Linked DNA regions of Homo sapiens: regions 1, 3 and 4 are each linked to region 2. The links are chromatin loops, found by intact Hi-C in ENCODE. Cell type or tissue: Caco-2. All regions are shown on one strand. Links, peaks and the distances in the headings refer to the core of each region. The heading gives the core; the rest is flanking DNA. Region 1 overlaps FRY (FRY microtubule binding protein). Region 2 overlaps FRY (FRY microtubule binding protein). Region 3 overlaps FRY (FRY microtubule binding protein). Region 4 overlaps FRY (FRY microtubule binding protein).

Region 1 (8,213 bases), core at 2,837-5,336, 73 kb before region 2:
CCATTAGTATTTTAATGGTAGAGAACTGCCTGTCTGTGCATTCAGAAGTAGAACAAGGGTAGCTGAAATGTGGCCTTATTGGAACTACCTAGTTCTTACCTGACATTGCACATTTCTGTAAAAACAAAACAATTCAAAACAACAATTCAAAGCACCAACTTACGAAATGAACTTAACTCATGAAATGTCAGTATATTTACAATTTCTGACAAAAAAGAATAAATCCCACAAGATACTGATTCCCTTAGCAAATCTGAAATGTCACTGGGAGCGTTCTTTGGTTTCAGAATTTCTGTAACTTGTGACCAATTAATACTCTGTATCTGCTCAATATCTACAGAAGCTGTCCAGGGCTTAAACAAAATCAGTAAATGCACTGACCTTTTTGGTTTTCCCAACTACCAGAAGAAATTCCTGTCACAAAGCTAACTCCCAGGTTAGCAAGGCTTTCAATAGGCTATGGAGACTATGCCATTGAGAAATTCAACATAGGAACAGATCCTATCCTGAGTGAGCAGCATTTCAAAGCTTCAAGGTTAAACCCACTCGCAAGATAGGTGGAAATGTTGAACCGCCAACATTTGTTTTCGCCCAGGCTACAGTGCAGTGGCGCGATCTCGGCTCACTGCAAGCTCTGCCTCCTGGGTTCACGCCATTCTCCTGCCTCAGCCTCCCGAGTAGCTGGGACTACAGGCGCCCGCCACCATGCCCGGCTAATTTTTTGTATTTTTTAGTAGAGATGGGGTTTCACCGTGTTAGCCAGGATGGTCTCAATCTCCTGACCTCGTGATCCACCCGCCTCGGCCTCCCAAAGTGCTGGGATTACAGGCGTGAGCCACCGCGCCCAGCCAACAACATGTGTTTTCTAATGGGACTATGACTTAGTGTATTTTCCCCAGCTGCATCACCAAGAAAAAATGTCAAGAATATAAAAACACGGCCGGGCGCGGTGGCTCACGCCTGTAATCCCAGCACTTTGGGAGGCCGAGGCGGGCGGATCATGAGGTCAGGAGATCGAGACCATCCTGGTTAACACGGTGAAATCCCGTCTCTACTAAAAAATACAAAAAATTAGCTGGGCGTGGTGGTGGGTGCCTGTAGTCCCAGCTACTCACGAGGCTGAGGCAGGAACATGACTTGAACCCAGAAGGCGGAGCTTGCAGTGAGCTGAGATGGTGCCACTGCACTCCAGCCTGGGCGACAAAGCGAGACTCCGTCTCAAAAAAAAAAAAAAGTATATATATATGTATATATATAGAAACACAGGAGTGGATGGTAGTTTGAATTTTTATAATTTTGATTTGTCCATGGTTTTTTCTTTTTTTTTTAACTTTTGAGGATGCTGACTCTATGCTCATCTGCATAGGTGGATTAAATGGTTACTTAATATCTATAGGCCCTTTTAGTAATCAGACCAAGAACAATCAGAACACTCATTTTCCATCCTCTGACCACTTGCGTTCCGTCTGAAAGCCCACAGCCTGTTGGTACTTACTTTTATCTTCATCGTAGGATCCTCCAGAGCTATTGCTGTATCTTGACTCGAGGCGAGTGTGGGCTCTGATGACATTACTAAACCTTCAAATACAAGAACAACCAGAATGAAATATTAACATGTGTGCATATGCGCTTTTTTTTTTTTTTTTTTTGAGTTGGAGTCTCACTCTGTCACCAGGCTGCACTACCGTGGTGCGATCTTGGCTCACTGCAATCTCCGCCTTCCAGGTTCAAGCAATTCTCCTGCCTTGGCCTCCCAAGTAGCTGGGATTACAGGTGTGCACCACCACACCCAGCTAATTTTTGTATTTTTAGTAGAGACAGGGTTTCACCATGTTAGCCAGGCTGGTCTCGATCTCCTGACCTCGTGATCCGCCCGCTTCGGCCTCCCAGAGTGCTGAGATTACAGGCGTGAGCAACTGTGCCCAGCCTACGCTCTTACTCATAAACTGACACTATGATTTAGCAGTTGGTTTTTCAGCTGCTAGTTGCCAATGGTGCTTTTCTTAAAGGAATGCTGTAAAAATTGTACCCCAAACATTTCTTGTTTCCTTGAGAGGGTCAGTGGTCACTCTTGCTCATAAGCACAAGTCCAAACCTTGAAAAGATAAAAATTTTAAGCCTAATATTTCAACTGAACTAGAAAATGGTAACATTTGCTTTGGAAAGAAAATGGGCATGATACTGAATAACATGATTCCCTTATTTACATAGCCTGACACACAGTAGGTGGTCAATAAATATTTCCTGAATGATTAAACAACTCAAAGTACATAGAATGGGAAATACACAAAAATAGCTTTATAATAAATCTTGGACTTTACCCAGAATTAAAGTTTCTCTTAAAATAGTTTGAGAGTGTTCAGGGAAAGGTCCTAGTTGGGGAGTAATGTCACCAGAAAGACTCTCTGGTCTGGCCTCTCTTGTGGCTTGTTAAGAAGTAACCCCCACCAAAAACAAACAAAACAAAAACAAAAACAAAACAACAACAACAAAGAAAATAAAAATGTTGAAGTATAGTTAATTCATAGACATCATCTTATTTAATCTTGCTCACTCATCTTTGAGATAAGCATTATTTATTCTACAATGAGGAAACTGAGGGGAGGCGAAGTTATACACCTTGTCTAGTGTTGACCGCAGGGAGGTGGCAGTGCAGGAGGCCTTCAGTGCCATGCCAACTCCCTGCGTGGAGCTTTAAGGCTGAGCTCTCTCTCACTGGCTCTGTAACCATGGCCAAGGCCTCTACCTCCCTGGGGAACTTATTTCCACAATTGCAAAAAGGGCATCATAATAATACTCTGTCTTTTATTTAATTAGGGTTATTTGGGGGAACAAAAGAAAGGATGTTTGAGAGTGTTTCCAAAACTGCAAGACACTGTCGGACTATAAGGTATTAGTTATTATGCTTCTATCTAGGATTTCTAGAAAGAAATCAATAGCATATTTCTCAAACAGAGGACTACAAGGTAGGGCAAGGGTGTGGTTCAGGGGCAGTGTGGGCAAAATGGTATGTCTATATTTATTTTATATAAAATGATACACAGCAGGTTTTATCAACTTAATATATATGTAGCCAAAACAAAGAACTAAGGCTATCTAGAAATACCTGGAAAACTCAAGCCAAAATAGGTGTGTCCCTCTACATTACTCACCGGGTATTCTGACTTAACTCATAACAGATCAATACTCTATTTCTTTTGGGGACACTGGAAGGTGCAGGGCTATTGCTGTCCTTACTAATGTGTGGAGAAAGAGTAACGTTTCAGCAAAAACTCCTGGATGTACCATTAAGATGCCCATCTTGTCCCAGGTGTACAACCTTAGGGCACTGCATCAGTGATTTGGATTTGCTGAATTACAGAAATGTACTGTAATGAGCTTGGTTTCATTCACTTTTTAGATATTTGCAACAACATTTCCCCCATCCTGACAGCTATCTTTTCCCCAGTAACTTCATACCTCAAACCTTCTTCACTGTTATATCTTTTGGGCATTTGTGAATCTATAAGAACAGAATATCTAAGACATTGGCTTAGTTTCATACAAATCGGCCAACTAAATCAGACTGGTATTTATGAAAATAAACTGGAAAAAGGACAAACTTATTACCTTCTGAAGAAGTTCTTTAATCATATTTATGCTGATAAATGCAAAGTGATAAACAGCATCTGCTAGGCCCAGACATCATTCAGAAAGGAACAAAAGCAGGGTGATGAAAAAATGGCACATCTGCAGGTTTCCGTCGGGTGGAGAGCGCCACAGCACTTCCAGCTACCATGAACTGTGCTCTATGTCGGGTTTTAAATTGTGCCCTGGAGGGCCTGCACCCGGAAGAACTACAGGATGGATGACAACTCATCTCTTTTCCCTTTTGAGTTGGATTTAAAGGGGTGCTGGGTGGAGTTTATGAGGCTGGAATAAAGGGGAGGAGCAAGTCCCTTCCAGACTGTTCTCCTTGTTCTGGAGAAGACTGAAGCCACAGTGTAGCAAAGTGTATGTCTGGCAAGGAAAAAGTAAAAAACTGACTCCCAACTGTAAAATCTGTTATTTTCCTTTGCTTTTCTGGGTTGAAGAAGCTTATTTTGGGTCTGGTCCCTCAAAGAATTTCAAGGATTAAGTAGAATCTTTGATGTCTTTTAACATCAAAGGTACATACCTTAAGAAATACCTCATGAAAATAGCTCTGATAAGAGAAAAATTAGAAGGATGAAATGTTCCCCTCAGTTTTACCTTGTTGATTTAGCTCAAATTAATAATACTTAGATAACTGATAGTTAATATATATTTGTGTATATCAACACTATCAATTTAGATAGAAATTATCTCTGTTTCAACATAGACCGTTCAAAATTTATACAGGTGAGGTTTACTACTTTAGCTTTCTATGAAAAATCCCTTTGTGGGCATATAAATTTATAAAAATCTTTTATTAAGATTGATATATTGAAAATACTTATGGCTGGATGCAGTCACTCATACCTGTAATCCCAGCACTTTGGGAGGCTGAGGTGGGAGGATCAGTTGAGCCCAGGAGTTTGAGACCAGCCTGGGCAACATAGTGAAACTCCGTCTCTACAAGAAATAAAAAAATGAGCTAGGTGTGGTGACACATGTCTGTATTCCTAGTCACCTGGGAGGCTGAGGCAGGAGGACTGCTTGAGCCTGGGAGGCTGAGCCCGCAGTAAGCTGTGATTTTGTGCACTTCAGCCTAGGTGACAGAATGAGACCCTGTCTGAAAAACAAAAACAAAAACTTATGAAGATTTTTTCTGCATACTTTAAAAATTGCTATAAACTACTCTTTTAATAAATATATGTTGATTTTGATGCCTAGTAAAATAAACTATATGAAAAATCTTAGACTTAGGTGTACTTTCTGTTACATTTTCTGATAGTTTTTAAAAATTTTTATTAATACACAATAGATGTACATTTTTCAGGGTAGATGTGATCATTTGATACAGGCATTTAATGTGTAAATATCAAATCAGGGTAATTGGGATATCCATCATCTTAAATATTTATTTTTTCTTTATGCTAGGAACATTCAAATTATTTTCTTCTAGCTATTTTGAAATGTTTCATAGATTACTGTTAACTTGAATAGCTTTTTTTTAAAAAAATTGAATGTTATAAAATTTGCTTTATTTTTCTTTTCTTACTTTGGCTACTGGGGCCTCAAGGTTAGGTTAATGTTAAGTTGTAGTTTTCCTTAGTCAGGAATTAAGACACCAACTGTCTTACCCTCCCATTAGCTTGGCACATATTCTTTTACTCTTGTTTTAATGTTCTTTCACTTAAGCTATAAGGTTTGTTTGTGCTTTTGTCAGTAGGAACGGCATTATTAAATATTACTGAGTCACATCAAAGAACCATTAATCTAGTTGTAAAGAACATGGTGCCAAGGCGGTCATTTTGTCCAACTCCATGGTGCTTCCCTCAGCCCATGGATATGGTGCTTCCCTCACAATGGATATGGTGGAAGAGATGCCTCACTCCTGAGGTGTGTTAACACAGCAGCCTGGGGTGGTGTTTCTGAACAACACTGTCTCTGTAGGCTCTTTGCCTATAAGGACTGTAAAGAAAGGAGTAAATTGCTGTCCTCCAAGATGGGTTACTGAAAGGGTAAGGGAAAGCGGACTGGTGGTGGTTGGACAGCTTATCCACCTCTGGGGATATGACATTTCTCCTATTTCCATTCACTTACCAAATAAACACTTTAAAATGCCTACTATGCACAGCACAGTAGACTAATCACTGAGGATAGAAATATGTGTAAGACGCGGGTGTCCAATCTTTTGGCTTCCCTGGGCCACACTGGAAGAAGAACTGTCTACACTAACACAATAGCTGATGAGCTAAAAAAAATAAATAAAATCACACACACTCAAAATCTCATAATCTTTTAAGAAAATTTATGAATTTGTGTTGGGCCACATTCAAAGCTGTCCTGGGCCGCATGTGGCCTGTGGGCCGCAGGTTGGACAAGCTTGGTGTAAGAGATACGCAGTCTCTCTGTGTTCTCTAGGAATTAAAATCTGGTGGTTAAGTGTGTCTGTAAGCACCCATATATCAACATGACAGGGATTACAAGGAAGGAAGGGTGATAAGTAGACTGAGGAGAAAAAAGGATTTTAGGCTGAGGGCACAGCCTACTTTCATAGAAAAAAAAGAATACAGTAGACAAATAGTGTAGGTGCTATATGGGATCAACGGAATAGTGGTGTCCATTGGGAGAGCATATTCATAGACATATGTTTGCACATATATGTGAATATGATCAATCAATGTTATAGGTAGATAAATATCAGTATAAAAGAATCTGACATGTATGAATATGTGTGATATATATGGGTAGATAATTGCATCAGGCTTTCCAATGACCAGCAGAGATATGGTGACAGAGCAGGAGTAAGAGCTAAACAAGAAAATCTCTCTTGAAGATGTTCTGTGATCTTGATATTAGAGAGATTACTGGCTTCTTAAGTTCAAAGGCACCACTAAAACCTCTAGGCAGGACACTCAGAACTCTGGCCCTAAACAGGCCTTTGTAATGAGATGGTAATACATGGAGATCTATCATCTTTCTACCTCAAATAAAATTCAGACAGGAAACTCAGACAAAACAATAAATGATCAAGAATGTTATAGTCTAGTGAGAAAGTAAAAATATCTTTAGAGAAATACTGTGACTTTTATCATGAGGTAGTTTTCCAAAGAAGGTAATATTAATAGCAAATATAGATTTTAAAAAGTAACATGCTAATTAATAATCTTGTACCTTCACTAATATGTGGAATATAAAAACCTTTATTCATTCCTGAGAAAGAAATAAAAGGCTTTATTAGAGAACTTCAAAGGACAAGGTCTATAATTCGTGATCTGCTGGGTTTGGGCTTTTAGTCTGAAGGGAAGCCCGTATGGATGAGCATCTGCCTGAAGGTAACACAGCTGCCCAGTGATGCAGTGAGGAATCTGGCTGGTGCCTGAATTAGGGAAGGAGCCTTCAGAGCCCCAAGGGCAGGCAGCCCTGTGCCAGGTCATCTCCACGCCAGCCCCTACTGTGCCCCAATACACATGATGAAATCCTCAGGATGCTCAGGAAGCACTGTGGGCTTACTGGGGCATTTTGGGCTAAGTGAGTTATTTTCACCACTGGATCCCCTAAATTACCTTTAATATGAATTCATGAGCATCTCATCCTTTTTACTAATTTCTTAAGTAAAAGGGCTCCCTCATTACCTTTCACTATAAAATGCTCAGCTGAAGCACCGTGAGGATCATCCTAATTTTCATTTTTTTTAAATTGAGTTTTGTTTTTCTCTCCTGGTTTGTCTCCCTGCTCTTCACAATCAACTGCAGGAAAGAGTGACTCTGATTTGACTACTGATGAGTAGTTCATAGGCAAGGCAATAAGAAGGCTGAGATATAGGGGAAATATTATTATTAAAGAGCTAATGTGGAGGGAACGGAGACTTTTTTAGCAGGAAAAGATAGTGTTTTGGTTAACCAAGACAGCACAAAGCAAAAGTAAAATAATAATAATCATGTTTCATAGAACTCATCTCAAGATGACTACTCTATCCCTAAGAAATTATTCAACTATCAGATTCGAAAATTTCACATGGCAATTCTAATTCCAGATGGTCTGTGTCCATTAGCAGAACAACTCATGGTTTTTACTAAGCCCTGAGGTATGCGAAATTCCACCACCACCAGAACAACACCCTTCTTAATCTTTCTCTTCTCTGACTTTGCACAGAAATAACTGTTATCTTTAGGGATATACTGAGTAGAGTTGGAAAGTAAGTCTGAGTTTCTAAAAACAAAGAAGGATTTTTATGTACGTGTAAAATTTATGAAACTCCACAAACCTGTATTGATGTCTATGTATAGATTATTGCAGAACATTACACTGGATATTAAGTCAAATTTGTGTACCAACCTTTCATCAGATTCTTTCAATATCTTGTTCTCCTCAGCATCTGGGAAATTTTCCTGGCCAGCAACCACTGTATTGCTGCTAGAGGTGGTTCCTGTAGATGGGAATGGAAGAAAAACACTTATAAAAAGATGCAAGCTGAGGGGTCAAGCTCAAGTCTCAAGTAATTCCAGGGAAAGATTTCCTGTAAATTCTTATGTTTGGAAGATTTTTTACATCTTCTGCACAATCTCAGACATTCTAAACAATCTTCCAAGCCCACACCACTGAAA
Region 2 (8,213 bases), core at 3,056-5,555:
CTGGGTACTTATGAGACACATTGCATCACCTGGGACTTACAGAGTATTGGCCTCTCAATGCTCATAGGATAAATCATCCATGAGGAGGCATATAAACGGTGGGACAGATTAATTCTGGGGGAAGCCATGTCATTTTCTCCTTTGCCAAGATGAGTACTCAAGAGGTTATCTTCTCCCTCCAACCCTAGGGAACCCAAATTCTTTAGCACCAATATGAGAATCAGTCTGTTCTTTTTATTGTTGATTATGTCCTTTTAAATCCTTACTGTTTTGATTCTCCAACACCTCTGCCCCATCCCCATCCCATCTGATTACCCTCCAATATTTATTGAGACTAATGTGTACTAGGTACTGTGCTAGAACCTGAGATGCAGAGATAAAAGATAATCCTTTCCCTTAAGATGTTCACAATCTATGGGGGATGGGAGTCAACTCTACAACAGTATGAAAAACTGGTAGGGACAGAAGCAAGAGGATAGGAAGAAGGGCAACATATGGCAAACTCAAGGAATGGGGTCAGGAAAGGATTCCAGGTGCAGATAAAAACTCAGATGACTCATGCCTGTAATCCCAGCACTTTGGGAGGCAGAGGCAGGTGGATTACGAGGTCAGGAGTTCAATACCAGCCTGGCCAAGATGGTGAAATCCCGTCTCTACTAAAAATACAAAAATTAGCTGGGCCTGGTGGCGGGTGCCTGTAATCCCAGCTACTTGGGAGGCTGAGGCAGAGAACTGCTTGAACCCAGCAAGCAGAGGTTGCAGTGAGCTGAGATGGCGCCACTGCGCTCCAGCCTGGGCGACAGAGCGAGACTCTGTCTCAAAAAAAACAGAAACAAAAACAAAAACAAACAACAACAACAAAAAAACTCAGATGAACCTTAAATCCATTTTTGTTGTACTCATTCATAATGCACACACATTTGAGCTACTATGCTGAGCCTGCCACAGTTTGTGGCCCTAGATACTTCGAAAGGTGTAAAAAAAAAAAAAAATGGTGGGAGGGAGAGGTTTGTAGGCAGAGGCAAGAGCACATGGAATCTGAGAGAAATGGAGGAGCAGAGGGCTCCTGTTTTGGAGCCTGGGAATCCTTTGTATGCTGGTGAAGGGCCAGTGCAAGGCCAGGTGAAGGAGCAGTAGGTGGTGAGGCTTGAGAGGAAAGCAGGGGCTACATGAGGCACCTTTCATGAGGAGAATAGGCTTCTCATGATGGTGACAGGCAGCCAATGAGATCAGAGAGACCACAGAGGAAGTCCAATGTCTGCAGCATGGGGAATGGAGCAGAGGCAGGGAGACCAGCTGTGGGCACCCAGGCATTAACAAATCAGTCAGAGGCCGGGCGCGGTGGCTCACGCCTGTAATCCCAGCACTTTGGGAGGCCGAGGCGGGTGGATCATGAGGTCAGGAGATCGAGACCATCCTGGCTAACAAGGTGAAACCCCGTCTCTACTAAAAATACAAAAAATTAGCCGGGCGCGGTGGCGGGCGCCTGTAGTCCCAGCTACTCGGGAGGCTGAGGCAGGAGAATGGCGTGAACCCGGGAAGCGGAGCTTGCAGTGAGCCGAGATTGCACCACTGCAGTCCGCAGTCCGGCCTGGGCGACAGAGCGAGACTCCGTCTCAAAAAAAAAAAAAAAAAAAAAAAAAAAAACAAATCAGTCAGAGAGGGGAGTGTGGGTTTCATCATCTGTGGACACTTCATTCCTCCATTCCTTACTTCTGACTCTCACTCCATCCTTTCAAACAATTTTATAGATTTTGTCCACAAAATTTCTCTTGAATTTGACATCTTATCCATTCTCATTTCCTTTGCTATAGCTCAGGCTCCCAACACTGTCATCTGGACTGCTGTAGTACCCTCCTAACAGTCTCCCTAAGTCAATCCCTGCCCCGATGTCTATCTTACACCGATTATAATCCTTTCTATATAGAAATCACAGAATCGGTAGTTTCTCTGGTGCCTGTGGGATCAAGCTAACATTTCTTGGCCTGGCATACAAGACTAGTCAGTAGCTGGCTCTAACCTATCTCTTCTGCCTCCCATCCTGTTACTCTCCCGCAAGCTTTGTAAACCCTAGCTAGGCCACGTTCATTCTATTTCCATGATAGAAGTGTCCTTCCACCCCCATTCCTGAATCTTTCTTTTCTCCCAAGTGAACCCTGTTCATTTTTTATAGTGGGCTTGGATGTCCTCTCCTTTGTGAAGCCTTCTCTGTTCCTCCCTGATGCCTTCAATTCCAGCCCGTTAAAACTAATTATTTCCTCCTGAGTGTCCCCTGACTCTCACACATACATCTAGCATAGCCCTTCCACTCCTTACCTATGGGGAGATCTTGTTTAAACATCAGTTCCCACATAAATGATAGGTTCTCTGAAAAAAGGGGACATTATTTACCCCTAAGATCTATTAAAATTTCTGCTGTTCTGCACGGGGTCAATGAATGTTTGCTAACCAGTCTTTCAGTGTCTTAACTTTCTGATAGGTCTTTTGCCTTTATGTTACTTGTCTGTCTCCATTTATTTAGTCATATGATTCTCTTTTCTTCTTAGTGTAGATAATTTAGGTACTGATTTTTATAGAATTCGTAATTGTTTAGAAATGATCTGGGATAAAGTTTATCTTTAAACTGTTACTGAATAAAGATGTGTGGTCATTATTCTAAAAGTCTAAATTTCCATGTACATTTAGGTCTGTTCTACATTTCCTTTTGTTCTACTAGTCTGTCTATTCAAGTACTAATACAACATCATTTTAATTATTCAGGTTTTATAATGTGTTAATATCTAGTATGGCCTACTTCATATAGTCCATTGCTTCTTTTTTTAATTTTTAGCGGTTTCCAAGATGTTCTTGCGTGTTTATTCTAGATGAACTTTATAGCTATTTGTTTAGCTTCATGGAGAAAAAAAAACCTGGCTTTTTAGAAGCACACATTTATGTAGAAGTTTTTTTTTTTGTTTGTTTTGGTTTTTTTTTGCCTGTTAATATAACAGGTAAAATTTGTCAAATGTTTTAGTTACTTAAAGGGGACTTGAAACTAGTAAAGCTGCATTTAAAATACTCGCTCATTTAAAAATTTCAGAAATTCTGACTACTCGTCTTCCAATTGGTCCAAATCAGCAAATGCCTATGGTGTACTTACATGGTGGTTAAAAGCAGACTCCACACACAGACTGCCTGGGTTTGAATCCATCCTTGCCTTATAATTTATTAGCTGTGTGGCCACCTAGAGAAAGCATTTTAATCTTTCTGGGTCTGATTTTCCCTGTCTGTGAAATGCAGATGATAATCCTACCTCCATCACAGGAATGTATGAGAGTTAAGTGAGTTAATGCACATAGGGTACTTAACACTGTACCTGCCTGTAGTATTATTATGTAGAAGACACCTGCCATCAAGCAGCAAACAAGGGAAATGTAGCCCCTGCCTTTAAGGAGCTTCTCTTCTAGTAGAAACATCTTTTCCTTTGTGAATTTCCTTTTTTAAGATATATATAACAGTTTATATTTGCATAGCATATCATTTGAAATTCTTTCATATTCATAATCTCTCATTGTGTATCATGATGAGGAAGGCAAGTATCATCTCAATTTCACTGTAGACCATAACCGAGATCTCTAGTTTAACTGATTGACATTAGTGTCTTCTGTTTCAACTTCAACTTCTTTAAAATATTTGTCCTGTCCCTCCTGTCTACCATTTTTCTAGCATCTTATTGTGACTAATATTCTTTCACTCTTAAGAACATTTTTGAGATTATTTTTGCTTCCATATGCACTGAAAAGCAAAGTAGCAAACTTAGGTTTTAGTTTGTTTTGTCTGTGGATTATGTACTGTTAATTGGTTTTTAGCATTTCAAGATGATATCAGATCATTGCAACTGCCTCCTAAATGGATTTTCTGGCCTCTCTTCCATTCTTGCACAAATGATATTCTTGAAAATACAAACATGTTTTTTTACTTTCCTGCATTTAAAGTCCTTAAGAGGCTTCTAATCACCTACTGGACAATGTCCAAATTTCATAATATAGCACATGAGGGGCCTTTTGTGACCTGGCTCCCTTGTACCACTTCCTGCCTCTGCCTTGTGGTAGGTGAACCTTGCACTGCAACATCCCTTTTGCAATTCCCTGCATGCCTGGAATGCCTTCCTATCCTTGTCTACTTGGATAACTTCAATTAGGTTACATCTCCTCTTACTACATTCCCCTGCCCCTCTACTCCTGTCCCAATCCTCTGGAGAGGCTACCAAGCACCCCTGCTCTCTGTTTTCTAGGAAACAGACATCCTTTACTTGAATGTTTCCTACCAGACAGTGAGTTCCAGGCATTCTGATTTGTTCATTTTTGTGTCCTCAGTGACTACCATACAGCAGGTTATATATTAAAAACAAAACCAGAAAGTATTCAAAATCAAAAACAATCTGAGTAGTAGCTGAACAACTTGATGCATAAACTAGATTCATTTGTACAGGACCTATATGAAAGACAAACTTTGCCATGTAGGTGAAGCTAATTTTCATATTATAATGACAGTAATAAATATCTTGCACTTGTATGGAATTTTGGTATTTCAGATGTGCTTTCACATAACAAGATGTCAATTGAAGGATTTTATAAATGAGGGAAGGCCCAATAAATTGCTCAAAGTAAACGACAGTAAACCAGGTTAGTAAACGACAGCTGGGATAGGAATTGACTTAGGCTCTAATAAGTATTGTTTTCTCAGAAATTGGAATGTATGTATTACATGGTGCTTGCCAGGGCAGGTATTTTATTTTAATCAATGCTGCACTTATATTAACTCATTTTAATTTTCACAGCAATGTATGGAGTAGATTCTAGGCACAGAGAGGTCAAATAACTTACCCAAGGTCACACAGCTAATAAATGACAGTGCTAGAATCTGAACCTAGGCAATCTGGCCTCAGTGGCTTTAAAGCATTAAATTTTCCACTTCACTTTAATAGTATGTGGAGGCTGCACACATATGCTATTGGTGCCTACTCTACTTGAAGACAGCACTTCTTCTTCTTCTGTCTTTGTATTTCCTTAGCAGCTAACAGAATAGGTGCTTGATGTATATTTTCAGGATGCAGACATTTCAGCATATGTCTCAAACCACTGATTTCTGTGTCAAAGATACTTGCTTCAAGATCAAAAAAAACCATTCTTCTGTTGGAATCTGCATCTCCCTTAATTAATTAACCAATAATTAATTAATAGTATGCATTTATTATGGCTCTGAGGTTCATTGATACAATTGTTCAAGAAACTAGTGGGCTTCAGAGTAGATCTTCCCTGGACCCTCTGCATCTCACCTCACTGCCAGTCACTGACTTCATGGAATGTGTCAGCCTATCTAATAACATGCCTACCTCCTTTAAATTTTGCTTTTAATTAATTTAGTTAAAACAATTCAGAGTTAATGGGAACAAGTGGGGACAAGTGAATTCACTGATAACTTGGCTGGTGATGCAATCAGTGGTATAGACCAATGTTACTCAAGGTCCGTCAGCTGACTATTTGCACCAAGTCACCTGTGCTGCTTATAAATATGCAGATTCCTGGGTTGCACCTTAGATATTCTGAACCAGAACCTCAGAAAGTGGGCTTCAAGAAGTTGCATTTATAACAGGCTTCTGTAGGAATTCTTATGTATGTTAAGGTAAAGACCTAGTGAGACAGATAATTTTAGTCATCTACTAATTTTGTTATACTTAAAATACCTTCCAGTTTTCTCTTCCATTTCAAAGAGAAAGCCATCTAAGTAAATCTATTTCTTTGTTATATTTTGCATATCACAGCAATACTTTACATCTTTTTGACATTTCTTTTTGATACTTGAATCAACTTACTTTGATTATGATTCACCGGGTTTGATGACTGTATATTATCCAAATAACCTATTGCTACAGTTTAGGATAATCTCTAAAATTATCATAACAACATTTTTATGGCAATTATTTTTCTATTGAATGGTTGGATAAATAAGGCATTCATGGAAAATAACGTGCTTGTCATCTTATTATTAATTTTTACGTCCAGTTTATGTGCATTATTGGAATCTTTGAAATGTGCCTTTATTTTTGTAGATCTGAAACAGATTTTCTCAAGATTATAGAAATGAGATTAATAGTAAAGCGGAATAACTACATCTTGAAAATTAATAATTAAAATAGCTATACTATACCATTTAAATTTGGTATTTAAAAGAGAAAAGTAGTCATTTTAAAATAAATGCCATATATTTTAATTAATTCAGGCAATGATTGTGGAATCCTTAATATATTACTCAATGTCTCCATTTACAAGATAAAGATAACATTAATAAACTTACTATTATGTGAAAAGTTGAAAAAAGCATTCAAACTTCATTGCAATTATTACATACAAATATTGAAGTGCTATACACAAGCTTCATCAAATATATTTATGGCAACCACACTTGTTTTGAGATTTTTCTGGAAATCAAATACCCTGCTTGTACCTCCCTTGCCTGCCTTCCCTGAATGCGTCATTCTCAATCCTAATATCTATTAGGTTTTCTTTAGAGTAGTTATCATTATCTGTTTTTTTTTCTTCTCATGTATTTATTTATTTGCTTGTTGGTCTGTCTCCTCCACTAAATTACAAGGTCTAAGAGACCAGGGAGTGCTACTGTCTTACTCATCACTTATTCCCAGTACCTAGAACTGTGCCTGGTAGACTACTTATAAAGAATTGTTGGCAACTGACGGAATGGATTTAAGTCCTAGCATAAGTACTCCCTGAGAAAAAAGGAGTATTCTTTCTCATTCTGTACTTTGGTTTCTCCAACTTTGAAACTAAACTGAATCATGTCTAACCTTCAGATGCAGTATTGCTATCTGAGCAAATATTTGGAAATGCATAAACAACATTCATGAAAGCATAAGGAAACTCAGTGTAGCCCGTGGCATTGCCATGATACCCACAACAATGTATAGGAAGCCTCTACCACTCACCTGCTCATAATGTATCTCCAGTGAATGAGAGCTATTATTATTATTAATCAAATAATTCATGTGTTTCTTAACCTTTGAGGTTTCTTTTCTGTTTTTGTTTTTTTTTTAATAATCTGGGCCTCACTGGTATATTATATTCATTTTTATAAAATATAAGAAATTTTTAAATTCTCCCAATTCATTTTATTTTGAAGGATAAGAAACTAGCACATAGTATTATGAACATCATTTCATTTAATTTTTAAATTTTTAATTTTTTTCTCATCTGCAAATGGTGACTCAACATTTTAAAAGTACTATTAAATCAAGTTCACAAAGCATATTTCCTTTTGTCAGAATTAGGTGTTGTATGGCAGATGTGAAGGGAATGCATTTTTTTATAGCACAATATGTTCAGATTCTGACATAAAATACATAGAAGAAAAAAGTATTGGTCACCACGGACCAAGAGTTCCTGAAAGATGTGAATGTCTCAGTGAAAAGGTGCTATACATTTCTCATCAATTTATAATGGAATATTACTAATAGATGCTTAAGTTAATTAAGTAGAAAAATTAAAGATTTCAAGTCTGTGCTCCCAAAGCAACCTGCTTCTGACTGACTAATGCTGGGAATAAACCAGGGCACTGACATTAAGTGAGTGTTGACCCTGAGAGCTTGTTTACATTGAAAGTGGGCAGGTTTTCACGCTCACGCACACTTCTGCTCTGCTCTGCCACACTGCCCCTTGATGGCTCACCTCTACAGAATACATCAAAGGTGGCTACCAAAGGTCAGCATGTGGGATTCAGGTGCGAAGTTCACTATCCTGAAGCATCTGTGGCTGGGGAGGGGTAAGGAAGGCAGGGAAGGGTGCAGAAAGGTGCGTCGGGGAAGGGTTGGTTTGGTGGTCACTTATGAAATGGTAGAATTGGCTCTAAATCCCATAAAATACTGCAGCAATTCAAGACAAAGTATATCTTTGAAGCTGTGTTAGTTTTTTCTCAGGTATTTCTTCCTTACTAAGGACTCAAGAGGTTTGGAAGGTTTTCTGAATATTAATAACATTTTTTAAACGGTCCATTCAAATCCCTACTAGGTTTAGTTCTAAATATATGCAATACAATTTTATTTCATTTTTATCTTATCAAGGATATTTTTATATCTTTTAGCCTTGACGTAGTGAATTCAAATAGATTATTACCCATAAAATAAGACATCATTGCCTTTCTGCCTTACTTTGCCTAATTAT
Region 3 (8,213 bases), core at 3,166-5,665, 83 kb before region 2:
ACTGGGCTTAACATCTGGCTGGTGAAATAGCCTGTACAACAAACCCCCTTGACACACGTTTACCTATGTAACAAACCTGCATACCCTGCACATGCACCCTTGAACTTAAAATGTGAGTTAAAAAAATATTTTAAACAATTTTATGAATTATTTTGGAAGTACATTTCAGTCTTATAAACCTTATCAGCATAGTCAAAACACATCTAATTTATAGAGTCATTTTAAAATGTTTTAAATTAAATTCATTTACAAAATTAAAACCTCCCAATTCACCAGAACAGTGCTTGGCATATCATAAGTGCTACATGTTTGTTTGTTAAGTAAAATGATATCAAATGTTAAGTGAAATAAAGATTTAGACATGGACTCAATTTTCACATTTTAGCATTTGCAGAGATAAGGCTTTTATCAGGATCACATCAAGCTGCAAATACCGTACAATCAAACTGAATACACAGCCTCTGTCATCTACTTGGTTTTCAACAGTAAGAATGGAATGGAGCCAGGTGGGAGAACTTCAGAGGAGAGTTATTCCAAACACGTGGTACTGACAGATGGTGAGTGGTGACAATACTTTTCCTTTCCACAAATCATGCGGGTCTCTGAAGTACCCTGTATGTGCAGGCATACTGTATGTAGGCACCATCAGCTCCTGTCCTAAGCTTCCTGCACATTAAATCCCACATTAAGTTGAGAGCTGCACAAAATAACCTGAATCATGAATTGTGGAAAGAAAATACTCTTTTTTTATTGTTTGCATTAATTGATGCATTAGCTGAAGAAAGCAAGATCACATGAGATATTAGATAACACATACACAGAGTAGATTTCCAGGACTTAACTCACTGAGAAAGGGGAGCATGCCACCCAGTCACAAGTAAGCATGTTTTACACAACTACCAGACCGCAGGGTGTTAGAAATCCTGAAGCCTTACAAGCTAAATGGTTAATAAGAAGAACCAGAAGACCTAACCAGTACCACTTGCAGTTTTTCTTGGTTTTGATTTATTAGTTTGATTCCTTTCCTATTATGCTTCCTATTGTTTCTGGTTTCTGACTGCCTTTTACAAATGACTCTTTGGACCAGATGAACAGACAATGGTCCCCTTGGCAGCTGCTTCTGGGTTGATCATGGCTAATATCCTTGATTTCCAGAGTGAAGTTCTCTGCCAAGTCTCAGAACTACTAACCCCTGGCAGCTCTGATAGATGGCTAAAGGCATGCTCACTGTGGGGCACTACCATCTCCTGCCTCCATCTGCTGCATCATCATTATCCACAAAATCCCCTTGCCCATCAACTGTCACATCAGTGGGATCCTAGAAACTGCTATTGATGTCTGCCTTTCACAAATTGTAATTCTCTGTATCTCAGTGTCTGTTCACACAGACTCCAGCAGTTGCAATTGAGAAGAGAAACAGGACTTTGTTAGAACCCCAGGATCACTTTTCCATCTGTGTGGTTTAAAGCGTTGGCAATTTTCCGAAAGACCAACCTGCAAACAGCAGCGGACTCCTAACCCCTTATTACCTGGTCGTGAGAAACTCAATGAGCTTGTTTGCCTTCTCATCTGTTTCAGCAGCTGTGTCCACATCTTCTACCTCCTGGGTCATCTGTGGGAGGTTTCCACTGCTGCCTCCCAGACTGATGCTAGAGGAGGTGGAGCTTGAACTAAGCCCTGAGTCAGGCACCGGGGATGACTGGTCCTCTCTCAGGAAGTCAAAGCCACCTGGTGGGAGAAGAAGGTCAAGGAGGGATGTACTAGGCAGTGTGCTTGTCAGCATGCTTAATGAGGTCCACAGAGGAGGGCAGGGAAGTGTGGAGTTATTTAAATTCTGGGGAGAAAATGGTTGCTTTCGGCTGTGGCTATGATTAAATGAGACTGACAGTTTTTCTTTGTTTAGGAAATCAGTTGCACTGCTGTGTAAATGAGTGTGTATTTGGGAATAGGAGGTGATCTGCTGCTTTCTACTCTGCTATTTTAGTTGATACTTTCTATAAAAGGAAGGTATGTATGCGTGTTTGTATGCATGCATGGACCAGGCAAACAACCAGTTCAACTGTAACAGTTCATCTACTAACTGTGCTCTTAATAAATTATTCCTGGGTATTAGTCTTCTTAAACATGTGAAACGGGCTGGGCGCGGTGGCTCACGCCTGTAATCCCAGCACTTTGGGAGGCTGAGGCGGGTGGATCACAAGGTCAGGAGATCGAGACCATCCTGGCTAGCATGGTGAAACCCTGTCTCTACCAAAAATACAAAAATTAGCCGAGCGTGGTGGTCGGCACCTGTAGTCCCAGCTACTCGGGAGGCTGAGGCAGGAGAATGGCGTGAACCCGGTGGGTGGAGTTTGCAGTGAGCTGAGATCGCGCCGCTGCGCTCCAGCCTGGGAGACAGAGTGAGACTCTGTCTCAAAAAAAAAAAAAAAAAACCATGTGAAATGATACCCTGTTTGAGGATACCAGTCACTTAATGGCTGGTTACTTTTACATAATATTTTTGAGTAAATGTGCCCAGAAGCTTTAGTATTATGTGTATATTGATATATTTTAATAGAATATGTTTTATGGTATTCAAAGAAATATGGCATAAGCAAATACTGTTTCTTCATTATATACTTGGTTGACATTCTATACCTCTGGGTAGGCTGTGGGTTTGAAAATGTATATATGCAACTATCCCTTTTCCCCTATTTAATAATCATAAAAAGTATGTAGTGCTGGTGTGTGTCTGATAGATATACTGAATTAGAAGTGAGGAGTCCTGGGTTTGAATAACATTTCTGCCACTTATAGTGTAGCCTCAGGGAATTTATGGAATTCTCTGTATCTCAGTGTTCTATTATAATAAAGTCAAGACAATAATTTCTGTCACACACATTTTTAGTGTGTATTTAAAGCAACTATAGTTGAAACTAGGTGCTTAATAAATATTTATAAAAAAAGAACATTTCCCATAATCTTTGTACACCTATTCCCTGTGTCCTGTAGAGCCAGTCACTTTAGCTATCTACTGTTTGTCTTGCCTATGAATATTGTATGCGTTTTTGGTAAATCTTCACTTTAAATCATTTATACCATATCAGTGGTATAATAAATGCAAAACTGATTACACAGAGATACCCAACTTATCAGATATTACAGTTTTCTCTGCCTAACATTTAAGAAAGTACATTCTTATCCTCAGGACTTAGAGCAGCTAGAACTCTTCAGTTTAAACATCTACAGCAAAGGGAGTTTTGTGTTTCTAAGAGGCTATTGATAGGTTATTTTCAATTAAGTGTAGCTTGGTTCAAAGTGAAGTGCTTAAATTGAGGTCAGTAGGCCTTAGGTCTTAGAGATAATGATGATTTCATATTTGTTTTCCAAACAACTATGTTAACATCTGTTAGAAGCCAATACAGTGGTGGGTACAAGTGATAAATAAAAGGTGCACCCTTTTCACAGTAATGCAGAAAGCACACAGTGACATGTGAAATGTCGCACCACAGCTGGCGCCAATGCAATGTGTAAAATGAATAGGTAAAAAAAAAATTAGTCCCTGAACTCTGTTAGTTGGTAATCTTCATCATCATTTTAAGATATTTTAAACGTTCTGGTTCTAAATGAAAACCACTATTACCCGTTTTCATGAATGGCGTGACATGGCAGAGTAATTTCTTTGTCTCAGTTAATGCCATCTGTTCCTATTTCTAAGAATTTTTTTTGGTTTCAAAACAGCAATGGCTTTTAACAGGCTCCCACTAATGGTGTCTTCAAGGAAAAGGTCAATCATTCAAAAGTGAAAATTCCTTCATGGGCACTAGAAGGCACACAAGTGATACATCCGGCACCTTGGCTGTGACCTGCTCTCAGGCAGTAGCAAGGGTCACTATTTTGTGTGTTCTCATCCTTCGGTGTTCTAGACTGCTGCTCCTGGCCAATGGGCACTTACATTTCCAATGCATCAGGAGGAACATATTCAATGGGGCAGCAATCATATATATAACCAGGAAAAATATATTTCAAATATTCAATAATAAAGAAAGCTTTTGAGAGGCAAGTTCACATCAAGTGAAATGGTGTGTATTTATTGTACTGTTGATTTACCACGTGGAAAGTTGGAGGTCATAGCATGAGAGAAGTTAACTTGGGCTCCACTGGCACCCGCAGTTAGTTATCTCTGCATTTGTAACTGTCCTAGGCTCTCTACCAGTCCTTCTCTGTTACCTGTATAGAGATATTCAGGTTGGTAGGCTGGCTGCACGGTTAGAGTCTTAGCTTCACCCATCTCTCGGGTCTGCAGGAGCACGGAAGCAATGGAATGGAAATTGCTGTTGCAAGAGAGGGCAATCAAGAGGTGAAGAAGCAGTTTTTTGCTGTGTTCAAAGACTTCAGGCCGGTAGTGGTCTAAACCTGGAACAAAACAGTAGAATCTAAGTATAAACAAACGTTAAGCTCGTTTAGATTCCAGGGATAGTAAAGATTCCAGGATACTCAGGAGGAACATGTTAAAAGAATGTTTAGTTTTCTTTGTTATTGTTTGGGTTACCAACATACAGGAGTTGGGCTTAGGAAAAATAAAATGCTTTATTTCTTAAGTAAAATGTTCTCATAAAATGCTGATAGATGAACTTTTCTTGACCTCTCTGTAGCATTTGATGTGGTTAGCATTCCTTCTTCTTGAGATGTTCTCCTCCTTGGATATCCCTGTTACTGAAAGATTCTAATTTTATTAGTCTCTTTCTTACTGAATTTCTGAGTTTCCCTGGCTGGTTCCCCTTCCCATTTTTGCTCTACAAAGCTCAGGGCTTGGCCCACTCCGTCCTATATCCTTTCTTTTTATACGCTGACTATGCCTCATAGCTTAAAATTTACCATTTCAGCCGAAGACTCTCAAAAAGGCCCAACTTATTTTGGATATATTTGTAGATGTGGCACTAGTGAGAAACCACTGTATTTACATGGTAGAAATAGAGCAATTTCAAACAGTGACCAAGTAGCTGACATTTCAGAGCAGATGTCACAAAAGGGCAATGAAAAATGGTGGAGATAGAATATTCCCGAAATGAGTCAAACAGGATGTCAATGTGAAAGGAAATCTCTACGGATTACTTCTGTATATTTTTAACCCGATTGGCTAGAATGCCTTTTAGATCCAGTCTTACCTAAGAAGACAGCATGAAGTAATAATGGTAGATGAAGCGCCCAGTCTTCTCGTACACTGTGATCCACCACCATTTCAGTCATAAAAATTACAGCAATATTGCACCTAATCAATGAAATAATGAAATTAATGCAACTTCTGAAGGGGATGGAAATACTAGTAGATCATTAAGTTACAGTACAATATAACTCTTAAGTGTTTTTAAAACATTATATAAGGCTCTTATTCGGGGGAAATAGAGTTTAACTTGTAACACAGCATAGAGCTCCACAACAATAAGAAACATTGGTTGAGCTAATCACATAAAGGAGAGTCTACTAGCCACTAGGCAATAAGAGCTAAGGGATGAAGAGAAATCAAAGACAAGGTCCCTCTCATCAAGTTGCTTACAGTCTAAAAAGCATCACAGAATGCATGCCCATATCCAGATTACATCAAGGAGAAATTCAAAGGTCACAGGCAGCTTTGAATGTTGATTAACATTTGACCAAACTCTGCTAATATGCTGGAAGCTGACAGTCAAATCAGGCAGGATCCCACTGATTGATAAGATAATTTAATGTGGTGGGACCTGGACTAGGTTTTTCTCTTGTCATAGGTAGAAAAGTCCAGTCAAAGCTAAGATTTCCTTCTCCCCACACATGCTGCTCACCTGTGGAGTGGCCCCCGGGGAGTGATGGTCTCCGGGAGATAGTCAACCAGGGGGGCCCAGCATCCTCCAGTACAAGGCATCGGTAAGGGCTGCGGCTGCTTGGTCTCTGTAATAGTCAGCAACCAGCCCGTGTAGGGAGAAATTGGATCATCTGGAGGGTGAGAAAGACAACTGTGCTTTATTTTCAGGGAGAGGAGACTTGTTTTCTCTACTTGATGTTTTCAGAATAAATTTTAAAAATGTATGCTTGTAAAAATAACTTTATTTTTCATTTTTAAATTTTTTTTAGGGACAGGGTCTCGCTGGCACCCAGGCTGGAGTGCATTGGATTGATCAAAACTCACTGCAGGGCTGGTTACAGTGGCTCATGCCTGTAATCCCAGCACTTTGGGAGGCTGAGGTGGGTGGATCACCTGAGGTCAGGAGTTCAAAACCAGCCTGGCCAACATGGCAAAACCCCACCTCTACTAAAAATACACACACACACAAAATAGCCAGGCATGATGGCACGTGCCTGTAATCCCAGCTACTTGGGAGGATGAGGCAGGAGAATCGCTTGAATCTGGGAGGTGGAGGCTGCAGTGGACCGAGATCATGCCACTGCACTCCAGTCTGGGCGACAGAGTGAGACTCTGTTTGAAAAACAAAAACAAGTCACTGCAGCTTCAAATTCTGGGGCTCAAGAGATCCTCCTGTCTTAGCCTCCCAAGTAGCTAGGACTATAGGCATGTGCCACCACAGCTGGCTAATTAAAAAATTATTATTATTATTTTAAATAGATGGGGTCTCAACATGTTGTTCATGCTGGTCTCGAACTCCTGGACTCAAGTGATCCTCCCACCTTGGCCTCCCAAAGTTTTGGGATTACAGGTGTGAGTGCCTGGCCAGAAATAACTTTCTAATGATTTCATTTGGTGAGTATGAATTACATGATCAAATGGGTGAGAATTACTTGTTTGGGTAACTACTTGCATAGTTATTACTTGGTAACTAATTTATAATTATTCATTATAAAGCAAAGCAGAATACAGATATACGAAAAGAAAAACATTAAATCGTGTTGAATTCCCATCTCTATGAAAATTTGCTTTTCCTCCAGTCTTCCTCATCTCAATAAAGCACAGTTTGGCCTGGTCGCGGTAGCTCACCCCTGTAATCCTAGCACTTTGGAAGGCCAAGGCGGGTAGATCACTTGAGGTCAGGAGTTCGAGACCAGCCTGGCCAATATGGTGAAACCCCATCTCTACTAAAAATACAAAAAATTAGCTAGGGGTGGTGGTACACGCCTGTAATAATCCCAGCTACACAGGAGGCTGAGGCAGGATAATCGTTTGAACCCAGGATGTGGAGGTTGCAGTGAGCCGAGATCATGCCACTGCACTCCAGCCTGGCTGACAGAGCAAGACTCTGTCTCAAAAAAAAAGCACAATTTCATATTTCCAGTTTGCTCAGGACAAGAGACTTAAAGTCATCCCCGACTTTCCCCTCATATCCCATACCCAAATAATAATCACAGTGATGATGACGATAACAACAATAATAAAAATCATAACATTAGGAACTAGCACAGAGGGCTTACTTGATGCCAGGCACTGGCCTATGCATTTCACATATTAATGGCCCAATGATAGGTATCTATTTTATCCCCATTTTGTAGAGAAGAAAGTGAGGTTCAGTAACTTGTCATCCACATATTCAGAGAGCTCTGCCCTCAAAACATCTCCAGAATCTGAGCACTGTTCTCCATCTTCACCACTACTTCTAGACTAAGCCACCATCCTCTCTTGCATGGGCCACTGCAATGGCCTCCTTAACTGTCTCACTGCTTCCATCCTTGTCCTGCAGTCTTCCTCATCTCAATAAAGCACAGTTTTGGCTGGTCGCGGTAGCTCACCTCTGTAATCCCAGCACTTTGGGAGGCCATGGCGGGTAGATCACTTGAGGTCTGTGTTCCACAGAGCAGACAGACCAATTCTTGTAAAACAAGTTCAGTAGTGTCTCTTTCTCTGCTCAACACCCTCCAGCGGCTCTCCACAAATCCACACCCGTGGCCTTTAAGGCCTTACAAGGTCTTCCCCCTCCATGTTCCTCTCCTGGCTTATCTCCTACCAGCGCACCCTTGCTCACCCCACTCCTAGCTTCCTTGCTGTTCTGTGATCAGGCTGGGCCCCATACAGCCTCAGGGCCCTTGTATCTGCTGCTCCCTATGGCTAGGATGCTCATCTGCAGACAGTTGCATGGCTCACTTCTTTGCTTCATTCAAGTCTCTGCCCTAATATCACCTTATTACAGCAGCTTTCCTTGACTACTCTATGTAAATTGACCCCCAACCCCAATCACTTTCTACCCTGCTCGCTCTGCTTTAGTCCCTCCCCCTCCACCCATGGATCACCAATTCACCAGCACCACCTCCCT
Region 4 (8,213 bases), core at 2,506-5,005, 56 kb after region 2:
AGTACCCTATGCTATGAAAACTGAAGGCAGATGTAAATCTGGAAGAATATGTTGGCACTTTTTTTTTAAGCAAAATCTCTTGAGATAATCTGTCCTATTTGCAGTGGTTTTGCTCATTTCAGTGGAGCCTATTTCTCTGCCACATTTAACAACCCTAAGTACAAATCCATTATTTGAACAGTGGAAGAGAAACTTCACTTAAATTCAGCTACAAAGTTAATCTTCATTTTAATTGAACAAAAGAGCAGCTCTCATAGGCATTCTTTAAAAAAGAAAAAAAAAAGAACTACAGCAGCTACTAAGAAATGTAAGATACAACCTTCATTTGTTTGTTTCTGGGTAACTTTCTATTTTGTTGGTCTTTTCAATTTTATTTGTCCCAATATACCCCTCTAACTGTGCATGTTATGTTCACTCAGTAGACTTTCAGTGTCTACTACAGTGTGTGTGGATGGATCTTTTCCTATCTCCTTCAGGACATGGCTCCATCAGCCAGCTCCTCAGTGACCCCTGTCTTCCACCCTTCCCTTCTCTTCGGTCTTTCTCTCAGCTATCAACATGCTTAAACCTTTTCATCGTAGTGCCTTCCTTGACCACACATCCACCTCTGGCTGTGGTTTCCTTTTTTTTTTTTTTTTTTTTTTGAGATGGAGTCCAGCTCTGTCGCCCAGGCTGCTAGAGTGCAGTGGTGCCACCTCGGCTCACTGCAACCTCCGACTTCCGGGTTCACGCCATTCTCCCGCCTCAGCCTCCCGAGTAGCTGGGACTACAGGCGCCCACCACCACGCCTGGCTAATTTTTAATATTTTTAGTAGAGACGGGGTTCCACCGTGTTAGCCAGGATGGTCTTGAGCTCCTGACCTCGTGATCCACCCGCCTCGGCCTCCCAAAGTGCTGGGATTACAGGCATGAGCCACAGCGCCCGGCTGTGGTTTCCTTTCTAACCCTCTTCTCATATTCAGTTCTCCAATGGGTGGTCTACACTTCCTGTCTTTCTTTCCTCTCCTATTCAAAATGTCTTCAACTACTTGCAATCTGGCCTTTCTTTCACCACTAAAATTAGTCTCCCTAGGGACCCCAGTAACTTTCCAAATGGCAAATCTGGTGGCCATTTTTCATGCTGGATCTTTTAGCTGCAATGTTCACTCCCTTCTTTCCACTTGAATTGCCCTCCACCTCCCATCTGTTCTCCTCCTACTTCTTAGACATTCCTTCTTCTTTTTTTCTTTTTTTGGAGACAAGGTCTCACTCTGTCACTTAGGCTGGAGTGGAGAGCAGTGGTGTTAACACGGCTTACTGCAGCCTCATTCAAATGGTCCTCCCACCTCAGCCTCTGGAAGCACAGGCATGTGCCACCACGCCTGGCTAATTTTTTTGTTTTTATTTTTTGTAGATAGAGATGGGGGGTCTCACCACGTTGCACAGGCTGGTCTCAAACTCCTGGACTCAAACAATTTTCCCACCTCAGCCTCCCAAGGTGCTGGGATTACAGGTGTGAGCCACTGTGCCCACCAGACATTCCTTCTCTGTGGCCTGCATAGTCTTTTCCTTGAATGTTCACATTCTTCATGGCTGAATCATCTTGGGAAAGCCTACAGGAATATTCCAACCCCCCTGCCTTCAACCTATGTGATTACAACTTAGGAATTGAGTAGAAATTCCCAAAAGCATCAGGAAATATTATCAAATAGAATATTGTGTTTTAAGAAATTTTAAAAGTCAGAATATACTAGATATGTATGTAAGCAACAGTAAAAATACCTAATAAAACAAGTCTTATTGTTAGCATGACCGTAGAAATCAAAATTTGTGCCGGTTAAAATTGCTACAATGCTATAGTAAAACTTGCTATTGCTGAAAACTGTACTGATGATTTTCAGGAATGTCAAAATGCAAAATGTTGTGTGGAAACACAGCAATATTACATCACAGTGACCTTAAGGAATGAGCCATTGTTACTTGGTATTATGCCATTATTATTGAACGTATTTTTATTGGTATTTTCTGTCACTCTAAAACATATACTTCCAGATGATCTTTTGTTTGTATTAAAAAGGATGTCTTTGTAAATAGTACAAAGAACATATCATCAGAAAAACTAGACCGAAATGAGGAATTACCTTTGTCTGGTTTTGTATTCTCAAAAAAAGGAAACTTCGATAATCTCTTCATAAAGTCACCAGAAATAAAAATAAAAATTATGGCCTTATCCATGAATGAATTGAATTGGATACTATTAAATTGAAGTAAAAAGCCCTCTGATATTTTTTATTACCTGGTGATATTTTCACATCATTTATTTGCTATAAGGTTCAATCAAACTATGGTGGTGTATTAAATTTCATTTCACATCTGAAAAAGTTCCATTTAGGAGCCACAGAAGAAATGTGTTTCATCTACATGTCTCCAAGCATACTCATGATAAAGAAAACAAACTTATGAGCTCATCTGAAAGATCACCTCATTCAGCAGTTAAATTGAATCTTTTTAGCTACTAACAATGCTATGTTTCTGGGTTAGGGTGAATTTTCAAGTTTTTGGTGAATGTCTTTATAGATTATTTAAGGGACGTTCCAGGCTAAGCTGTTTTGCTAAGAAACAGCTATTTTAAAAGTTATTTATTTATAATTTGAAAACTAGCCAGTATGTTGTCAAGTGTGATATAAATATTCCCTATCTGACCAGCAATGTTTTAGTCTCTTTTCAGGACAGCATTGCTTTGATTCTATCACTACACTCAACAGGGAGCTACATGAAATTACTTTTACTCTATATTTCCCTTATTTGGTCTGTTGAAGCAACAGCAGCCTCTATTTAAAGAGGAGTTTGACCAACAAGACTAGCTGATTATCCTTCTGGGAAGCTGACTGGAATCCACAGTGCAGAAAGACATTAAGGCTGGCATTTCTGCTATTTACACATCCTTAGTCAACAGACATGTAACCTTTGCTTAGTATAGGAAGATTGGCATGTAGAGCAGTGCAGAAAAACAACCAACTTGCAAATGGGCATGATAAAATATTATGAAATATCATATGGCTGAGGTTAGTAAATGGTGATAAGCCTATGAAGATGATTAGTAAATTACAATCAGTTTTATGAAGATCTGCCATATAAAGATCCAAACTTAATTAGAGGTAGTCATTCTGTCCTTTAGCACAGCAGAATTTCCAATTCACAAATTACTAAAATACTAAAAAGGGTTCCGGATGAAAGGATCTGATATTTTCTGATATCTAGAAGTCTGCACACACATCACTCATGTGAATGAATGAAATACAAGACTATGGATGAATGTTCAATCTCTAGATGGCCCAGAGGTGAAAAAACCTCTTTTACACCTAAAAATAGGGTGTATCCTAAATTCAGTCTCTTACTTCTCATCAGATATGGTCTAAAATCACAAGAGGAAGCTGGGATGAGTATGTATGTCACTTGCCAAAGGACTTGCTTACTTAGACCCACAGTCCCGTTCATCAAAATGACTAGAACCATTCATCATATACCATCTGTTGGTGGTGGGCCACCAGTGTCCTTATTACAGCACAGCGTCCTACTTAACTTTAGGGGTAACAGGAGAGTTGTCCTGATGCCAGCTTTGTAACATCAACACACAGGAGGAGTTGGAAGCCTCAGACTCTGGGCCAAGGAACAAAGGTATGTCAACAACGTTACTGCCTGAACCTGGAACAACACTAGCAAGCAGTAATGCTGTCATTAGCTAATTGCCTGGCCTTTCAGTGTTTGTGCCGGCTGGCCATGACTGATGTTCCTACAGGTTTGTTCTTAAGCATGACATATTTCATTACAGATTCATGATGTGTGATGCAATAGAGTTTGGCATCCTGGATTCTTCAGACTGTGTACCCCAAGAAAATAGTTTGTGTTACTTTGAGTTTACTTCTTTCATGTTAGCAAACCAGCTAGATCATGTTCTATTATTTTTAAGCCTCCATTCCAGCATGACACAGTTAGCACCTTTATGAATTATCACTCTGTCAGCCCACACCTGTGCTCCTAACTCAGCACAGGGGCAATGTCTAAAATATCCTGCCTGCATCTTGTCCGTTAACTATTTTGTGAACAAGGCTACTAAGGCTCAAGCAACCTCAATAATGAAAATCCCCATTTTCACTCATCTTTCGTCATAAAAAGTGTTTTTGAATTCCAGGGTGTTGGATGAAGATAAGCACAGCTCTCATTCTTAGTCTCTGCTGAAGGACAAGATTAAAGTTAGATTTTTTTTTTAAGTCAAGTAGACTTAAAAAAAACTTTTCGTTTTTCCAGGTTTCAAAATCAAAACACAGTAAATTACTTTCTTTCTGAGTAATTCTTTGTCAGGCAAGTTAGAATTTCTTTTTCTTCTTCCCGATGACATTTTATGCTGATAGACTAGATCCAGATGGAATTCCTGGCCCAATCCCCAATTTAGCTTCCACTGCAGCTCCTGGAAGGGACAATGGGAGATTAAACCTGGACAGACTCACTAATAAGTGAGTTTAAACCCAGGGATTTAAACCCAGGGAATTTAAGAGTTTAAACCCAGGGGTTTGAGAGTGAATGCTGCTTTTATTTCATTTGTTTTATACACTAGAGTGAAAATGGCCTGGCTGCTATCCTTTCATAGACGAGAAAACAATGACAGATCACACGTAGGTGACTTTGCCAGAAGCACAGGTTAGTGGCAGGGCTATAATAAAAAACCAATTTTCTTGTGTATTGGTCAAGTTATAGGGAGGGGCGTGGACAAAAGCCTAAGAAGTGTGATTGAAAATTCTTGAAATTTTCTAAACTTGGTTTACTTAGCTGAGTAATCCAGCCTTTCATATTTTGGGCTGCCTGGCCATTATGCGGTTCTTATTTTTTTCTGAGACCCCTACTCTCAAGAACCAATGAAATTTCCTCTTTGAAAGCCTTTGAAAACCCTCAGAGGCGGACTTACCTCAAATCTCTGGTTTTACCGCCTAGGTCTTCACAATTCACACCTGGGTAGGACTCAAGTATTTTGCTGGAAATACAGTGAGATCGTTGGGGGTGTTGTCTTCTCTTAAGTACTTTGTTTGCCTCTGTCATCTCCCAAAGCATGAGCACCTGGAGGGCTAAGACCAGGTCTGCTGAAAGGAGCTGTGGTTGTGTCTCTGTCAATGCCATGGCAGAGCTCAGGACAGGCACCTGACAGTATTGATAAATGGCAACAGGAGACAGTCAAGTCCCCTGCTCAAGCCTCCATTATGTTTGCGTGAACACAAAGAGAGGAAGCACCAGGCTGACTTCTGAGGAAATATACCAGAAATTCATCTCAGCCCTCCAATGAGGATAATGAGGAGGGTGGTGATGAGGACAAATGAGCATCTCCTACATGCTCAGGAGTGTATCAGGGGCTCCACACACTCCCTCTAATCCTCTCAACCACCCTGTGAGCTGGGTACTGTTACTTCCATTTTGCAAATGAGAAAAAAAGGAGGTTGACTGGCTGGTCCAAGGTCACACAACACTAAAGAGGTGGAAGCAGGAGTCAAATCCGGATCAGTCAGAATGAAAAGCTGTTTTGTCTTTAACTTTATCTCTTTTGTCCATTTGATCTACAAAGTCAAAATTGATAGCAGCACTTGAATTCAGAAAAACTGGAGAGTCTTGTTTTTGGAAAGAGCTTACTGAGAAGGTAATTGCCTGTGACTACAGTAATAGATGCTATATAGACAGACTCATAGAGAATGAGAGCATATATTCTGATACTGTGTCTGATCACTAAGAGTCACCCGTTGCTGGAGTCAGTGTGAGGAGAAGGTGACCATATCAATGAATAAAGAGGTATCCTTAGATGCCTGAAAGTAGGAGGCTGAGAATCAATGCCTCTTGTACTCAGCACATTTTAGGGCATTCATCTGTGCAAAGAACAGAACATAATCTATTATTATTAGTTTATTAGTTTAGAGTTGGCAAGATGACCTCTGGAAACACACAGGTTCCAATAAAGACATTCTTTTCAAGCTATTATATTAATGTTTCATTCATTCATTCAAAAAGCATGTACTGTCCATGATACGCAAACACTGTCCTAAACATGGGGACATGGGATATGTGTGTGTGTGTGTGTGTGTGTGTTTGCATGTGTGTATGTGTCAAGATGCATCCCACACAGATATTGCCTCCAAGGAACTTATAGGCTAACACATTGCTTCTTCAACTTAAGAGAAAATCTCTGCCCCTACCCCACCACCATAAAAAATACACTATGGTCTGGTATGCACATGCACAACTGAAAGTATCATAAAATGTTTACCCTTAAAACCTGTAATATATTCTGGTATTTACTAGTTTAGTCTATACTAATTACTGTAATTCAATGAGGACAGAATAGTTTGCAAGACAGAATGATACAGTAGCTTAGATAAAGTAAAGAATTGCAGATACGTATAAGTTGTTTTATCATAAGCATGATTGTGTGGAGATAGCAGGGAAGAAATCAAGCCAAGCTTTTCAGATGATGAGATTTTGGATTGGGCCTTAAAGGGTAGGCAGAATGAGAAGCTGAGTGGCATTCCAGGAAGAGGGGTCAGCATGCATAAACGCATGGTGGCAGACAAGAAACCTGGGTTCATAAAGGTATGTGGTGGGAGTAAGATCAGTTTGGGCCAAATCAAGGAGTGAAAAAGAATGAAATGAAAGTTTTGTGCAAGAAATGTAATGGACAGGGTTGTATTTAGAGAAGATTCACAGATGAGATCAGAGGAGGAAAAATTGGTGACAGGCCCCTTATTCTTCCTTTTATTCACCTTGAGGACACCCCACCTCACCATGAGCTTCAGGGAGCAAAGGCCAACTCTGGCTCTATCTGCATGGAAAGCAAACTGAGAATTCTGCAGAGGACACAGGCAGGACGATGGGCTCAGATAACCCAAAAGCTCACACGGAGTAAGTGCTTGGAAATATTGAATGAAATATAACATTTTTGTTTTTAAAAAAGGTATAGAAATGAGTTCACAAGAAAGGAAAAGGGAAAGGAAAAACAGGAGGGAGTGAGGTAGCATAGTAGCTATCCAGGGAGAGGACTGTTTGTTTCATTATCCTAGAGGCTTTCTTTATTGTCAACTGGGGGATAGGAAACAGTGATGTGGGCCCTGAGAGGTGGGACATAGAAAATAAGATGCCTTACATAAAGTCTGGTCCTAAACAATGGACTAGAGAAAAATCTATGCACCATTAAAAGAAGATGAAACGATGTTCCCAGTGGTCTCTGGTTGAGTTCTATGTAAAATAACAAGAAAAAAAAATTCACATCCAAGAATTTGAAACCACAGGCCAAAGTCTTACAAGTTTGAGATATACAGTTGTGTCACCTTCTAGGTGCAGAAAGTAACCAGATATTTGGCCCCGGACAGCAATAACTCTGGGCAACAGAAGGGGCAAAAGCAAAACCGTGCTGGAGAAACACTCCCACAACCGTGGATGCAAGGAAAACTCACAGAAAAAGAGGCTCAATGAAAGAATTCACAACAAAAAATTTCAAAGTACATAAAAAGAAATCCATCATGGGCAAGAATTAGCAGGCACAACAAACAGAAGAGTTAGCAGACACAAGAAGTAGTGTTATAACAGAACAATAAAGACACATTCAAGGTGATTGAAGACATAAAAGCAAAGTTGTAATCTTAAAAAAGAAACAAAATACAATGAAAATAAGAAGCCTAAGTAGACTTTCAAAGAGAACTAAATAGCACTTCCAGGAATAAAAAATATAGTCATCAAAATTAAAATTCTCAATAGGTAGGTAAAACAGGTTATATAGCCTAAGAGAACATTAATGAATTGGAAGACAGATCTGAAAAAACTACTCAGAATGCAGAAGAGACAAAGAGGTGGAATAATAAAAGATGGGTAAAAAGATATGCAATGTAGCATAAGAAAGTCCAATTTACATCAAATAGAAGTACCAGAAAAAGAGAAGAGGGAAAATGGAAAAATGATGACATTCATATAATTAATAGTTAAGAGTTTTCCAGAATTGATGAAAAGATATAAATCCTCAATTTAAGAAGCACAAGAGTCTCCAACAAGAAAATAAAAATAAATGCACATCCAAACACAGTGTAGTGAAACTTCAGAATACCAAAGACAAAGAAAAAAACTATAAAAGTAAACAGGGAAAAAAGTAAAGAACCCACAAAGAAATAACAAATTCACTACAGACTTTTCAACAGCAATGATAAGGC

What was found. Peaks named below come from ENCODE experiments on the same cell type or tissue, not always from the same donor. Only the 100,000 strongest peaks of a DNase experiment are listed, where the experiment ranks them.
Region 1: it touches region 2 in a loop (5-fold over the local background); 3 of 110 quality-filtered maps call a loop at or near these places.
Region 3: a loop joins it to region 2, with 4 times the contacts of the local background. A loop is called at or near these places in 2 of 110 quality-filtered maps.
Region 4: a loop joins it to region 2, with 2.5 times the contacts of the local background. A loop is called at or near these places in 3 of 110 quality-filtered maps.

Annotation. Positions count from the first base shown.
Region 1 is chr13:32,212,114-32,220,326 of GRCh38, reverse strand. It overlaps FRY (FRY microtubule binding protein), which reads right to left. Exons shown (of 61, transcript NM_023037.3): 35 at 7,945-8,035; 36 at 1,496-1,578. Among named protein-coding and RNA genes, the nearest start is that of ZAR1L, 99 kb to the left of the region's middle. In Caco-2, for the core only: no CTCF peak of the experiment used is centred there; a DNase peak (open chromatin) is centred at 3,826.
Region 2 is chr13:32,138,961-32,147,173 of GRCh38, reverse strand. All of the region lies in intron 11 of FRY (FRY microtubule binding protein), which reads right to left. Among named protein-coding and RNA genes, the nearest start is that of FRY, 110 kb to the right of the region's middle. RefSeq lists an enhancer at 3,864-4,365 and a silencer at 7,548-7,842. In Caco-2, for the core only: no CTCF peak of the experiment used is centred there; a DNase peak (open chromatin) is centred at 4,093.
Region 3 is chr13:32,221,971-32,230,183 of GRCh38, reverse strand. FRY (FRY microtubule binding protein) reads right to left here. Exons shown (of 61, transcript NM_023037.3): 37 at 5,799-5,949; 38 at 5,148-5,251; 39 at 4,210-4,395; 40 at 1,530-1,728. Among named protein-coding and RNA genes, the nearest start is that of ZAR1L, 89 kb to the left of the region's middle. In Caco-2, for the core only: no CTCF peak of the experiment used is centred there; a DNase peak (open chromatin) is centred at 4,353.
Region 4 is chr13:32,082,782-32,090,994 of GRCh38, reverse strand. All of the region lies in intron 2 of FRY (FRY microtubule binding protein), which reads right to left. Among named protein-coding and RNA genes, the nearest start is that of FRY, 55 kb to the right of the region's middle. In Caco-2, for the core only: no CTCF peak of the experiment used is centred there; no DNase peak of the experiment used is centred there.